Regions from separate parts of the Homo sapiens genome. Here regions 1 and 3 are each linked to region 2. The links are chromatin loops, found by intact Hi-C in ENCODE. Cell type or tissue: A673. All regions are shown on one strand.

Region 1 (5,000 bases), 150 kb after region 2:
TTTCTTCTGCAGCTTCCTGACTTCTCTCAGCCTTCCCAGAAATGAAGAGAGTTAGGGCTTGCTCTGGATTAGGCTTTGGCTTAAAGGGAATGTTGTGGCTGGTTTGATCTTCTATCCAGACCATTCAAACTTTCTCCATATCAGCAATATGGCCGCTTTACTTTCTTATCGTTGGTATGTTCATTGGAATAGCACTTTTAATTTCATTCAAGAAGTTTTCCTTTGCATTCACAACTTGGATAACAGTTTGGCACAAGAGGCCTAGCTTGCAGCTTGCCTTCCTCACTAAGCTTAATCATTTCCAGATTTTGTTTTAAACTGAGAGATGTGTGACTCTTCCTTTCACCTGAACACTTAAAGGCCATTGCAGGGTTATTAACTGGGTTAATTTCAACACTGTTGTGTGTCTGGGAATAGGCCCGAGAAAAGTGAGATGAGAACTGCTGTCAGTGGGGCAGTTGGAAAACACATATTTATGGGTTAAGTTTGCAGTCTTATATGGGAGCGGTTCATGGTACCCCAGAATAATTACAATACTAACATCAAAGATCTGATTACAGATATAAGATCACTATAAAAGTTATAATAATAACAAAATTATTTGAAATATTGTGAGAATTATCAAAATGTGACACAAAGATACTAGATACAAGTGAACACATGCTATTGGAAAATGGCACTGATAGACTTGCCCAATGGAGGATTGCCACAAACCTTCAATTTATAAAAAACAAAAAAAAATTATCTGCAAAGCACAATAACATGAACAAAAATTAAACGAGGCATGCTTGTACTAATAAGCTTGGTTTTAGTTTCCTATTAAATATTTCCACATGTTTTGCATGTGATTTAAATATTAACTATAAATTACATTACTTTTATGGTCACTTTTATGGCCACATTTCTAATTTTTGTTGCATTTAGTCCACTAACTTCAAAGGAGTCAAATGTTATCATATAATAAATTAAAATGCCATATAACTACATGCATTGATCTCACCATTTACAACATGGATTTACAAAACTAACACATTACAATTTACTGAGTAGACCCTATCATATTTTTTGGCTTCTTATTAAGAAAGGCACTGGATAAAAATAGGAGTTTTAGTCATGGCTATGAATCCTTAGAACAGTCAGTTATCTTCTCCAGACTCAGTAATTTAGAGATAAGAAGAGCTGGACCTAGAATATTCAGTAAGCTGAGACTCAATATTCTCTGGGTCTATGATATTGTCTTTCCCAATCCTGAACTTGCCATAGAAAATTTTCCCATTTTATTTTCATTTCCCTCTGCAATATTTGCTAGCAACCAGAGAACTGCAGGAAAGTTGAATGAAGAAATCCTCCTTCCAAAGAAAATAGACTTTATTATTATTAATATACTTTAAGTTCTGGGATACATGTGCAGAATGTGACTTTTAAAATAAAAATAGATATATATGCTTTAAAGAATTTTCTCCTGTAATTTTTTCCCACTCTTCCTTGTACTTCCAGGCACACAGTTAAGTGTCAGGTCATGTGGGTCATTACATGAAGAATAGGGTGATGAATGGGAGATCAAAGACCTAACTAACTGTTGGTAGCCCAAAGAGGACATTTCATTGGAAATTTCTTTTCTATTACTGACACTGAACTTACTGTAGGCACTCTAAATGTCTACTGAAGTGAACTGAGGTATTTGTTCCATAATTTTTAAAATATACTTTATTTAAGAGGGTTTTGGCCTAACAGATTAAAGTAACTCTCTAGTTTTTCCAAGTCAATGACCTTATTTTCTCCCTTTACCTAAGTGCAAAATCTCCCACCATATAATAAAAATACTATCCTTACTAAGATGGATATAACACCTTCCATTTTCAAATGACTGGTAGAAAAATGATCCTTCTATCTTCTAAGACCCAGAGAGGTTGAGATTGGAGTGAGCCATGATCATGCCACTGCACTCCAGCCTGGGCAACAGACAGTGACCTTGTCAGAAAAAGAAAAGAAAAGAGAGACAGAGAGAGGAAGGAAGGAAGGAACGAAGGAAGGAAGGAAGGAAGGAAGGAAGGAAGGAAGGAAGGAAGGAAGGAAGGAAATAAATGAAATCCAATCCATAGAAAACGATTTTTTTATAACAACTTGAGAGGAAGGAATATATTCTTTCTCGGTTCAAAACTTGACAGTCAACTATATCAAAGTCCTATATATTTCCAATCAAATTAACTTTGGTATAATAAGATTTAAACTGATTACAGAGAATTCTTAAAGGGTCATGAAAGAACAGTAAAGATGATTCAATGTTTTAAAAGACAACCCTTTAGGGGTTCCTTTAGGAAAGGTTTTAAAAGGATGCAGCGGAGAAGATATGAAGAGAAAAAGATAATAGTTCTTAAATATTTATAGAATTATTGCAAAGAGTTTAAGAATCTACATCTCAATCAAAAATAAAAACTTAGGTTAAATACAAGTGATTCAGGCTAAAATTTGTAAAGACCGTTACATACTAAAATGGATAAAGTTAGGAAGATATGTTCATACTTTTCTGTGACATTAGAATTAAAGAAATGAAGTAGCTGACAAATCCCTGTCTTTCTCAGTCTGTACTGTAATTATTTCAAGATACTATATGGTGAGAGGAAAAGGCATAATAAATTCTACAGCTTAACTTTGCAGGAAAAACAGTCAACTTTACTTACACTGTGTTCAATCCCGTATGTGATAACTTGCTTGCTTTTTCTAAACTCCCTTTCAGTAAAGAAGGTGGCAAAGGTACCATATTTAATGGGACAGATGACAATTGTTTGAATATGACATAATAGAGAGGAAAACGAGACAATTTGAAATGAGGATTGAAAAACATAGAAATATCCATAGAATGATAAACTCCTATGCATAAAAAGCAACTGCATAAGTACCAAAGGCTTGCCAAATATCCATCCTACTCATCCTGCTTGAGTTAGCAAATTCTATCAAATAGAATAATTACTTAGTCTCACATTTAGACTGGTATCTCAGGTTTCTTTCCAAACATTACAAATAACAGCAATGAAGTAAAGGGGAAAAAAGCACTTCTCACTGTTAAATGAAAATATATACATCCTATCCAGCATTTACTGGCAACGCAAAGAAAAAATATTTCCATTACTTAATGTCTAGGGAATGACAGTTATATCCAGGGCCAATATAAACTGACTATGCAATGGGATCCAAGAGCGGAAATAGGAGAGACATTCTATGATGGAAGTGCACCAGAATGACTCCATGCTTTTATGCAAGAAGTCAAAGGCATAAAGCACAAAAAACATTAATGAAGAAAAAGAGGATACGGTAGAATTCAATTACCTCTAAACATATAACACTTTACTTAGACCATTAAGATTTGCCCCAATGTTCACATGAAATTTACCTGTGCTGGCTCAAGATCTCATGTCCCAAATCTTTAGGTAATCTCTATCATTAATACAACTTTCATTAATCATATTGTTGTTGCTATAAACTTTCTAATAATTTCATTTATAATTTATTCTAAGAATTTTATTATTGTTTCTCTGATAAAACAGCATTCTTGAAGAGCAATAGCTTCTTAGTTGAAGTTTTATTTTCAAGTTCCTTTCAAACTGCTACTAAAGTAAATCCTACAGCCTTGACTTAGCCTTTATCCAGAAGTCTTTCCCTTTGCTGATCTTTACATTGGAAGTCTACATTCTTGCAGATTAGTGTATCTAAACCCAAAACTAACTGATCAAACTATTCAATCAATCAGTCTCATTTCCTATTCTAATGTTTTGGAAAACTGACAGAGACTCACATGCATATGCTGAAAACTGTAGGAATAGGCCTATATAAACCTAAACAGAAAAACTGCTGTTTGTTCACAGGCCTTGTTGCCGGGTTTTTCCTTTTCAGAGAAAAGAAAATGTATCAACAGAAAAATATAAGCCATACAGACAGACTTGGTATACTGCCAAATACAGTTCAAGCAAATTCTTCTGATATGAGGCAGTTTTCCAAAGAATTTTCCAGGGGAGGTTGCTACTGCTGGGTACTAAGAAAACGATCCCTTCAATTCTACTCTATAAACCAAATAATGCCCATTTTCCCTCAGATCTAGATCACCTCTGCACAAATTCAAATTTATGCTACTACTGAAAATCTGTCACTAGTTTCCTTCAAGTCTAGCACGAGTGAGAAATATGTTTTCAAAAATTATAGCTGTACTATTATCATATCAATAAGACTTGGTTCAGAATAGAGTTCTCAGGGTACTTCCTTTGGGGTGTTGTGCCTGAATTCCAGTTCTCTCTGGTTTAGGGGCCCCTCCTGTATGATTCCATGGCACCCTATATTCTCTTATCATAGTGTTTATCACGCAATATTATAATTGCTTGTTTGTCTCCTCTGTTAGATCATATGCTTCATGCAACAAACCATTATGTCTATTGTATTCATTATTTTATTCCAATGACCTAATACAGTGTCTAGCAAATAGTAGCTGAGGCATATTAAAGATGATCACAAATCCTTTGACACTTCTCCCGTAGAGAAGTGGGGTCGATGTCTTCTCCTTAATTTCAGACAGCCTCTGTAACTGCTTTGACCCATAAAATATGACAGAAGTAAGGCTGTGCCAGTTTCCAACCAATTCTTAAGAACTATCAGCTTCCACTTCCTCTCTCTTCAAACATTTACTCTTGGAACCCCAAGACTGACTGGGGTATGGTTTGAGAGACTTTCCTAGGACAACAAAAGCATCAACAGTTTTAATTTAATCAATTTCTAGATATTTACCTTTCATATCTCTCTTTCCTAAATTTGATCTGCCAAGACCTAGTGTGGTTCTCCAAGATTGATCCACTCATGTGGATTCTCCATTCCCTAGCTGCTTTAATACTAGACTTTCTTCTCTCTTACAAAAGAAAGACACCAAATTATCTATCTCAAGTTGCTATTGGCATTGTCCCGAGGTGTAAAAACCTTTGGGATTTTACTGGATTTGGTGAGGTAACTTACACGAC
Region 2 (5,000 bases):
TAGCATATGTTAGGTATTTAATTAAAAGAATATTAAAAGAATGAGTGAACTGAAAGTTATGGGCTCTTACCGAAATGGCACTAAGAGAAACAAGAGGGAGAGCTGGTGGAGAATGATTTAAAACAATGACTGGGGCAAAATAAAACCATTTTATGTTAATTGCTCCACTGAATTGAAACTTTTAAAAAACTTTATTAATTCTTGTTGTTCTGCAAAGGAGATGTGGCAGATTTAAATAATAATTTCTTAGATGTTAAAGCAAAAACTTTTCTGGGTGTCAGGTATTGGTATTTAATTGGATAGAACAAAATGAATAGCACAATGTTAAAAAGATGTCAGAGCATGGTGGTTGAAGGCTCAGGCTCTGGTGTGAGGTAGACCTATGTTTGAATTCTAATTCCATCAATTACTGTCTGTTTTGTATTTGGGCAAATTAATTAACCTTTTTAGACCTCAGTTTTCTCATCAGTAATACAGGACTAATAATACTTCCTAATTCATAAGGATTGAATGAAATAAATGCCAGCAAACAATTTACCACAGACAGTGTCTGTCAGAAAAGTATTCAATTAAACTTAGCTATTTTGTTTTATGTATGTATGTATGTATGTATGTGAAACAGGGTCTCACTCAGATTGCCTACGCTGGAGTGTAGGCAATCTCCCTTAGCTTGGGTGATTCTGCCGCCTCAGACTCCCGAGTAGCTGAGACAACAGCTGTGTGCCATCATGCCCAACTAATTTTTTTTTTTTTTTTTTTGTATTTTTAGCAGAGATAGGGTTTCACCATGTTGGCCAGGCTGGTCTCAAACTCCTGAGCTCAAGCGATCCACCTACCTCAGCTTTCCAAAGTGTTGGGATTACAGACGTGAGCCACTGCATCTGGCCAGCTATTTTGTTTTAAAAAAGAACCAATAGGCAGCCCACATGGCCAAATGGAAGCAAAATAGCTTCTGGTGTCAGATCTGGCTCTACAGTGTATAGATTGTTAGCTATTTGATTTGGGGGCAAGTTCTATAACGAATCAACTTCAAGTTTTTTCAACTATTTATATGACATAATATGTGTATTCCACCTATAAACACCAGGACACTGCTGGCATTCAATTTCATTGTTTCTTCTCTAGGATGTCACACAAATGTCATTTTAAAGAGATTGGAGACAGTCACAGGATAGCTGAGTAAAGAAGAATCATTCTGAATCCTTACTCTCCATGTGTGACTGTCCATGATGATTATCTAAAGGGTCCTCTGAGCAGATATCAGAAAGGAGTGGAGCAAGGCAGATGAGAAGACACCAGCCTGTGATTCAGGAGAAGTGGTGTGAAGATAGGAGGCTGAGATTTGTCTCCCAGGTGTGAACAGGATGTGAGGAGTCTATTCCCAGGATACACTACAGACCACACAGGGCCAGGAGGGCTGATCACCAGAGGTCCAGAAGACTGTCTATAGTGCCAGGAAAGCCAAAAATCTCTTCATGATATAAAAATGTCCAGAAATATTCTTTGAGATTGGTGCTAACCCATGACATTTCTAGTTCCATAAGAGATTCAACTAGTATTTTGACAATAATCCTAACAGTTATTAAATTTGTGGTTGCAAAACAAAATATTCAGAAATATCTCCTATATGTTACTTTTGTTAACTACAAAATATAATCTAGACAAGAAGTACTTTTCTTCTTTTTGGGGCCATCTGGTAGTGAACGTTTGTGGTATTGTATTTATTCCTCTTGCTAAGATACATGACTCATTCTATTTAATCCTATTCAAAAAGTATTTACTAATTTTCTGCTTTGTGCCTAGCATGGTGCTAGATACTACTGAAGTTTTAAAAGAAGTATATGGAAGACTCTCTGTCTTTAAAAAAGATAATCTACAGGCCAGGCGCGGTGGCTCATGCCTATAATCCCAGCACTTTGGGAGGCCGAGTCAGGCTGATCACAAGGTCAAGAGATCGAGACCAGTCTGGCCAACATGGTGAAACCCCGTCTCTACTAAAAATACAAAAATTAGCTGGGCGTATTGGCATTGTGCCTGTAATCCCAGATACTTGGGAGGCTGAGGCAGGAGTATTGCTTGAACCAGGGAGTTGGAGGTTGCAGTGGGCCAAGATCACACCACTACACTCCAGCTTGGCAACAGAGCGAGACTCCGTCTCAAAAAAAAAAGATAATCTACAATTTAGTTATAAAGGCAACACCTAATCTTTTACAATAGGAAGCTCTCAGGAGTGTATCATAACCAGAAATAAAATTAAATGTCAAAGTGTGTAATAAAGACAGTCATGGCTACGGAGAAAGATCAAGATGAGCTAGACTTGTCACAAAAAGATTCCAGGATGTGGTGGTATTTAAGCAGTACCCTAAAGGAGAAGCTTAGATCATTGGAGAATAATTCTCAGGTCTTTCCAGACAGGATAAGAGATAAAGCAGTTACACAGGCATACATATGCATGGTGTGTTTGAAGGCTATGGGATGAGGGAGAATGAAAAGAATGTCAAGCTTCTAAGCTTTGCTGCCTGCTTGGAAAGGGGGTATCACTAATAAAAATGTGAATGCTGACAGTGAGGAAAGATAAGGAAGGCTTTCATAATGTTGTGTTTAAGGACACAGTAGGGCATGTCTGTGGAATTACCCAACAGGCAACTGGAGATATGGAAAAAGATGAGAATAGAGATACACAGATTTGGCCACTACTAGAATGAAGATAATAGAAATGAATGAATGAATGAGATCTTTGAAAGCATAAGAAAAAGAGAAGAAAAAACTGGTAACAAAAAATGAATGCTAGAAAAAAAACTCTTACTTAAAAGGGAGATGAAAAGGAGACAAGGAAAATAATGAGTGGGACATAATTTAGATGATATAAAAAACAGGAATATTGTGTTGAAGCCTAAGAGAAAACCAGTAGAAAGGCCAAGAGATGCAGCCAGAGAGATCACTAGCTATGATAAGAATTAGTGATGTGGTATGTTGACAACACCACATTTTTTTTTTCCTTCAAAGTGTTTTTTGGTAGTGATTATTACTTTTCTTGGAGAGTAAACTGAAAATATTTTTCACGGAATTTGTCACTAGAGGGTGCTAGAGTTATTTAAGAAAGAAAACACTGACTACTGCAGGTAACCAAAACTCTGATGTGCCTATTCTAAAAGACAATGATTACATTTTCCTTAATGCAAAAGCTACTTTTACATGCTCTCTTAGTAATTAGACATCCATTTATGTTTAACAAGATTTTCTGAGTTAAAGAAAACCTGTGACATCAGCTGGCATGCTTTTTAATGCAGTGAAGAAAACGACAGGAGAACATTATTGCTTCCAAGCATCTGTTCTCATAGAATGACACCGGGTGCTAGCCACCAAGATTATGCTCCTTTAGATCACATCAGTAACATAAGAATCTTTGTCTACATTCTTGGGGTTCCTCTTCACAATGGAAAAAATATTTGCAGGATAAAAATATTTGAATATCAATCAAGTTCTTTGGATCAGTTCAGCTGCAAAGGTTTAATCGTAAGAAAAGAAATTCACTCAAGTTTCTCATCCATAAATGGTTACCTGTTCAAATCTGAAACATGATATCAACCTGATGAACATCAACCTGATGATTATCAAAAAGCTCATGATTTTATAAATATATGCCCAATCACCGTATCATCCTGCTGAGGCTTGGGAGGAGGAGGGAAACTGATAGGAACATGCAGCTCATGATATCTCTTGTGCCAGGAATTATCAAAGTCCTTTGTCTCTGACCTAAGAGTTTCATGTCTTCTGTCAATATCTATGAAATTGTGGCTAACTTGTTAGCTTGCAAGTAGAGTAAAATCTCAGATCTTTCACAGTTTCATGACAGTACAAGATTCCCCAGTGGGCCTGCTTTGTGATGTTCTGAGAATCTTTCCTCAAGGCCCAGACAGAGCTCACTTCTCCTATTCTTTTAATGATTTTATAAACAACTAATTTCCTATTTTGATCTAATTTCTGCTTAAATACTAGGGTGGTTTCTGTCTCCTGTACTGAACCCTGAATAATAAACATGTCCACTATACCATATCAGACTTTCACTTTAAACCTTCAAAATGCCATTCATTATTAAGCACTGTTCTCAACAGGGAAATATTTACCACTTAATCATCATTTGGAAACAATTTTGTTTTTGCTTTTTTTTAGGTAACAATCTAGCTCTGTAGCCCAGGATGCAGTGCAGTAGTGCAATCGCAGCTCACTGCAACCTCTGCCTCCTGGATTCAAGCAATTCTCCTGCCTCAGCCTCTTGAGTCAGGGGGGATCACAGGCACACACCACCATGCCCGGCTAATGTTTGTATTTTTAGTAGAGATGAAGTTTCACCATGTTGGCCAAGCTGGCCTCGAACTCCTGGGCTCAAGTGATCTGCCTGCCTCAGCCTCCCAAAGTGCTGGGATTAGGGGCATGAGCCACCACACCCAGCCCTGGAAACAATATTTTTAATTGTCCCATCACTGTCACAGAACTTGATCTGATGTGTGAAGACACAAAAATGTTCCTCTTAAGAAATCAAAAACACAATTTTTCTAATGACTACTGAAGAAGAACCTTTCGTTTGTGAGTCAGTATGAACATGCTACCCACCCCTTATACTCCACTGGGAAGTTCTTCAGACTTTACTTCTTTCAGAGAGTAAGCTGAGATGCTAGATAAATAAAACATTAGACAACCTAGGCTGAGCACACTTGGTATTTTAAACCCTTGGTAAACTTAGAGGATTTTACAATACCTCAGCAGTAGTGAGGAAAATATTATCTGTGATCTGCCTCAATCCACACGCCACAACACCAAGAGCAACTCCAGGGAACACATAGGAATTGTTGCCTTGGCCAGGATATAGGGTCTGTCCATTTGGAAGAGTGACTGGATCAAAAGGACTGCCACTGGCAAAAATTGCACGTCCCTACAACAAAGACACATACAACTCACTTTAAAAAGAAGCAGAATATTTTAAAACAAATGTATCATAA
Region 3 (5,000 bases), 370 kb after region 2:
AATAATTTCTAGGTCAAGGCTATCACTAAGCACACACTTTGTCTTGCTCCCAAGGAAGACCAATACTTGGCTTTTACTATTTTTGAGTCCTTGAACTGTTTCCTTTTATTCTATATATACTACTTGGGCCACAAGCAGTAATCCAAGGCAAACTGTACCAATCTATTTCACACTATGACCCTGTTGAGCTGAGATCACCCCATGAGTTTTCACATAGAAAAATGATCAGCTTGTTAAAAAAAAAAACAAAAAACAAAAACAGTGGTCTATGTAATAGCAGTTTTGACCCAATGGTAGGAGTCTGTAACAGTTTCTCTTGGAGTGATTCATATATTACGAAATCTATTTTCAAACATCATGGTACATTTCCCCACAACTTCCTTTAAAAAAAGATGGGCATAGACATTACAAGACAAAAATTGTTACATAAGCACATTACCCTTTAAATAATTTAAAGGAAACATGTTGGCTGAAAATAAGGCAGATTTGGAGCATACAAGAAGCCACAAAGGTGGCTTGTATACAGCTGCAACTTTAAGACCCTGAGAAATAATCAAACTTCTATCGTACAATGACTGAATTTTCAATTTCATGTCTTTTAAAATTATTTTTTAAAAACAATTTCAATTTTGTTTTAGATTTGGGGGGGCAAGTACAGATTTGTTACATGGGTGTACTATGAGATGCTGAAGTTTGGGGTATGATTGATCCTGTCACCCAAGTAATAAGCATAGTACCCAACAGTCAGTTTTTCAATACTTGTCCCCTCCCTCAATTTTATGTCTTGAAAGAAAAAGAAAACATGCACCCTGCAATTTATGTAATTTTTATAATTGTTACTTATAAAAATATATCCAAATTTAACTTCTACAAAATACCATTTTAATTTAATTACCAGCTAGTAGGTCTGCCGATGCTGATGAACTAGAAGCAGCCTGAGATGCAGGTTGGGGTTCAGAAGCACTACTTCCAAATGCATCTATCCGTTATCCATTGTGCAGCGGAAAAGTAAGAAAGTGTAAAAAGTAAGTACAGTAAGTAATTTAAGTATTATGTAGAGAAATGCAGAGACATGACAGTGTACAGTGAGCTTGTCTTTTGTGGGTGTGTGAAATGATCACATGAATTGAATTATGCTCTGACCGGTTTATTCTCTCAAAAAGAGTTCTAAAATATTAACAAGTAATACCTCTTTGTAAGATTAAGGGAATTCTTTTTTTTTTCTAAGAATAAAATTTTTGGACTAAACCTTGTCATCTGTCAAAACAGAAGCAAGGTTTTAAACTTTTTACCTAAAGGTAATAAAACAGAATTTTTCCATTTAGAATTCTATTAAATGTTTAAAAAATTAATAAACTTAATTCAAGGAGCAGCAATATGATTTGTACCTACATGTCAAGGTTTAGTGTTTATCTGACACAAGTCTTGAGCCCCTAAATGTCAGACACTGCAACATCTTTGTATTCCTCATGTACGCATCATGGAATGTCCATGATGCTTCAATGTACAGGAGGTACTCAATGTGGGTTAAGCTTTCTAAGGATAGTATTTAAGCTCAAGAGCTAATTCAGTACATCTTCCTGCCCTCAGATAACACATAAAGGAAGAGGGAAATATATTTAAATCAGCAACACATTTTCCAATCCTTCTAACTCTTTGTAAGGATAGCAAAACATTATAAATAAACCTACAGAATAATGTACAACATCTAGACTTATGCTTTCAGTTTTAACTGGCTTGTTTTCATTTCTAAATTATCTATTAATAGGTCATGTTTATTTGGCTTTTAAGAACTTAGAGATGTTGATTTAGCCAACAGATCAGGATCACCAAGGAAGAACAGTTGAAGGAAATTCCAGTCAGGTAATTCTACATTAGGATGAAGAACAAAAAGTTGAAAACACCAAGTGAAAAATTATGTGTTTTGTTAGGTCATGCACTGAAAGTTATGATGAAATGATGAGGATGAAGATGATGATGACGAAGAAATGAAAATGATCTTAAAAACTTAAGTTTACATTTAAGAGACAGAATTTTATATAGCCTAAAGAAAAAATGATGAAATATAATAAAATAGATTTAAAAATTATTCTGAAGAAAAAAAGATTCCTTAAGTGTTGATGGAGGAGAAATACGCACCCCCAAAAAGGTCTATGACACCTGAAGAATCCACCTTTGCTGGCGAGGCAGTGGTTGCAGGAGATGGTGCTGCAAATGCATCCACTGCAGTGAAGCACAGACAGGAAAAAGTGCATGTCACCCAAGGGAAAAGAAAACCATGAGCCTTGACAAATGGCATCTTGGGATTTCATGGTTCACTCCAGGCAGAAAGACTGTAGACAATCTTAACAGTTAAGGAAAAGCAAACGGGTTTTAAAATACACGCTCTCCAGAACAAAATAAAATTGACTCCTTGAGGTCAGAGGTTTCAGTGTGAAAAAAATTTTCACTAGCCTTAAATTTGAAATATTAACCCTCAACGGTTGATGATGGTCCCAAGAGTGAGTTTTTCTTTTGAAGTACATTTTAAATTTAAAAGAACTCAAGAAAAACCCACATGTTATATCCTTCTCTCTATGCATTACTTCCACAAGACATCTCTGAAGTCCTGACCTTGGCAAAGCACTCACCAGATAAGAGGTCAGCAGTGAGAGAACTCTCAGGCACAGGAGAGGCCCCTTGTGGTGGAGAGGAGAAAGCATCTTCCAAAAGTGAAACAAACCAAAACCAAGCAGAGGTAAGTAGTAGAAAGCTGAAATCAAAGTCAAAAATCTAACAAATGCATTATCACAGGTGAGTACAAAGAGCTTAATCAGGAAAACATCTAAGAAACTAAAGTGAAAAAAAAGGGTTGCTTTGGTTTTACCTGTACTAAACAGGTCTATGCTAGGAGCAGCATCTGGCTTAGGCGCTGCAGCAACTTCAGGAGTGGACTCAAATAAATCTAAGACCAAGAACACACATGCCTTTACTCAACTTGAACAATAAGCCTGACACAGCATCACTTCCCAGTCCTTAATTAGCACTTTGAAGAACTCTGAATTAAGCAGCAAATGGTTTCTAGAGAACCATTTAATTACACAGTCTTCATGCAGTACATCTCAAGGATCAGAATTCAATCCACTAGACGGAAAGAGGTCGACAACAATAACAAAAAATTACCACCAAAGATATCTAGAGCAGGAGGAGCAGTGGTGGCGGTGGCAGCGGAGGTGGTGGTAGTGGTGGTGGCAGCGGCGGTGGCAGCAGTAGTGGCAGCAGCAGCAGCTGCAACGGCAGGAGCAGGAGAAGGAGCAGTTGCGGGAACTGGAGGGGCTGTGCTAGCTGTAGGGGTAACTACAGGAACACTGGTCTCAGGTGGCTTCATTGCAAAGAGGTCCAGCTCAGGTGCAGCCTCTGCACTACCTTCAGACGGGGCAAAGGGGTCTTTTGGAAAGGAAAGTGGAGACACACACAGCATCAGTAAGGAAAGAGACAAGAGACAGCATCATAACTATGGCAAGAGACACCTTATACAGATATTTACACACTAGCTAGGTGTGAGGCTCCTTGGATTTAACTACTATCCTACTGGCAGGGGTTAGTGATTAGGATGTTTTTCTAAAGAAAAAGGAAAACTTAGTAGGTACCACAAGTTAGCAAACTAAAGCATTTTGCAAAGTGCCGTAAGATTAACCTACAGTCTAGGATCAGAGATTGCTATCCTTCAAATCTTCACTTTATTTGGTCAATCTGGTAGCTTTGAAAATTCATTAAAACATGCCAATATATTTGAACTCAATGTTACAAAAGAGTACAATATAGCATTAGAAAAAAAAACATTAAGACAGCATACTTGCACTGACAAAAATTGTCAATCTTAAGAAATTGTCAATTTTGATAAGTATGTACTTCATTGTCTTAATGTTTTAAATGCTGGCATTATTTATTTAGTTATGATGAATGATACTTTACACTCAGAAGAAAGTAAAATTAGAAAAACATATGGCCTCTTCTAACTACGGGGGTTTTACATTAGGACAGAAGAATAACAGACTGGCTAATGACTTTAAACCCACCATTTCCTGAACATGCATCAAGTGCTGCTGCTACAGGGGTTGGGGTAGCTGGTGCGGCGGCCCCTTCGGATGCTGCAGGGGCCTCCCCAGGAGAAGCTGCAAAGGCATCTTGGGTGCGGTTTTTAAAACAGCAGAAATTAAAAGAATAAAAAGAGAAGAAAATACAGTAAAAGAACCAAGTTAAATTGTGAAGAAGGCTCCCTTATACAACATGAATTTTTAAAAATGCATTTTTATGGCCCATGCGCTGTCGGTGGTCACAAAACAATTATTCTTTGCACACCTTCATGTTAGTTAACATGCAAGTGATACAATGTTGATACTGCTGAGGCCTAATAGGATCCAAAAGGTAATGAGATTCTCATTGTATAAGGGCTCTGAGAAGCATGTTTTATGTATCATTAGAAATTAATGGATGTAAAAATTAAAACAAAAAATATTTTTATTATGTAATTTAAGACATTAAACTTTCATGTCCAGGTAACACTGATTCACTGTTATTAAAATGTCCCTGTCTCATAGTTTCTAGCAAACATAATATCTTCTTTAATGCCAATAAAATTAAATATACAATGGCAATGTAAATAATTCTAGTTTTAAGATTTTTTATAATCTAGTACAGGCAAAATTACAGTGTTAACATGAAAGGTTTACTAAGCATTCCTAAGTGTTAAGTCTTCACTATCCCTGAAAAGCATTTTCAAACATAACCAATAATTTTACTAAGGTTTACTAAGCATTCCTAAGTGTTAAGTTTACTAAGGTTTACTAAGTATGAGAGTATGAAACACTCTTACTAAGTTTACTAAGCATTCCTAAGTGTTAAGTCTTCACTATCCTTGAAAAGCATTTTCAAACATAACCAATAAGTTATTTTAAAGACATAAAGAGATAAAAATAGGGTATGATACCATAATGCAATTATATTTTTCTAGTTATTTG

What was found. A loop is a pair of places that touch in the nucleus more often than their neighbours do. Peaks named below come from ENCODE experiments on the same cell type or tissue, not always from the same donor. Only the 100,000 strongest peaks of a DNase experiment are listed, where the experiment ranks them.
Region 1: it touches region 2 in a loop (6-fold over the local background); 2 of 110 quality-filtered maps call a loop at or near these places.
Region 3: it touches region 2 in a loop (2.2-fold over the local background); 5 of 110 quality-filtered maps call a loop at or near these places.

Annotation. Positions count from the first base shown.
Region 1 is chr6:83,367,647-83,372,646 of GRCh38, forward strand. The region is part of intron 3 of ME1 (malic enzyme 1); the gene reads right to left. Among named protein-coding and RNA genes, the nearest start is that of ME1, 61 kb to the right of the region's middle. In A673, no CTCF peak of the experiment used is centred here; DNase peaks (open chromatin) are centred at 1,965, 2,225, 2,625 and 3,045; H3K4me3 peaks cover 571 bases; H3K27ac peaks cover 5,000 bases.
Region 2 is chr6:83,219,001-83,224,000 of GRCh38, forward strand. ME1 (malic enzyme 1) reads right to left here. Exons shown (of 14, transcript NM_002395.6): 12 at 4,760-4,933. Among named protein-coding and RNA genes, the nearest start is that of RWDD2A, 28 kb to the left of the region's middle. In A673, a CTCF peak has its summit at 3,071 (motif pointing right); a DNase peak (open chromatin) is centred at 3,111; H3K27ac peaks cover 3,202 bases.
Region 3 is chr6:83,590,316-83,595,315 of GRCh38, forward strand. It overlaps SNAP91 (synaptosome associated protein 91), which reads right to left. Exons shown (of 30, transcript NM_001242792.2): 17 at 4,059-4,166; 18 at 3,163-3,426; 19 at 2,867-2,944; 20 at 2,631-2,702; 21 at 2,140-2,223; 22 at 896-979. Among named protein-coding and RNA genes, the nearest start is that of PRSS35, 80 kb to the left of the region's middle. In A673, a CTCF peak has its summit at 2,676; a DNase peak (open chromatin) is centred at 2,656.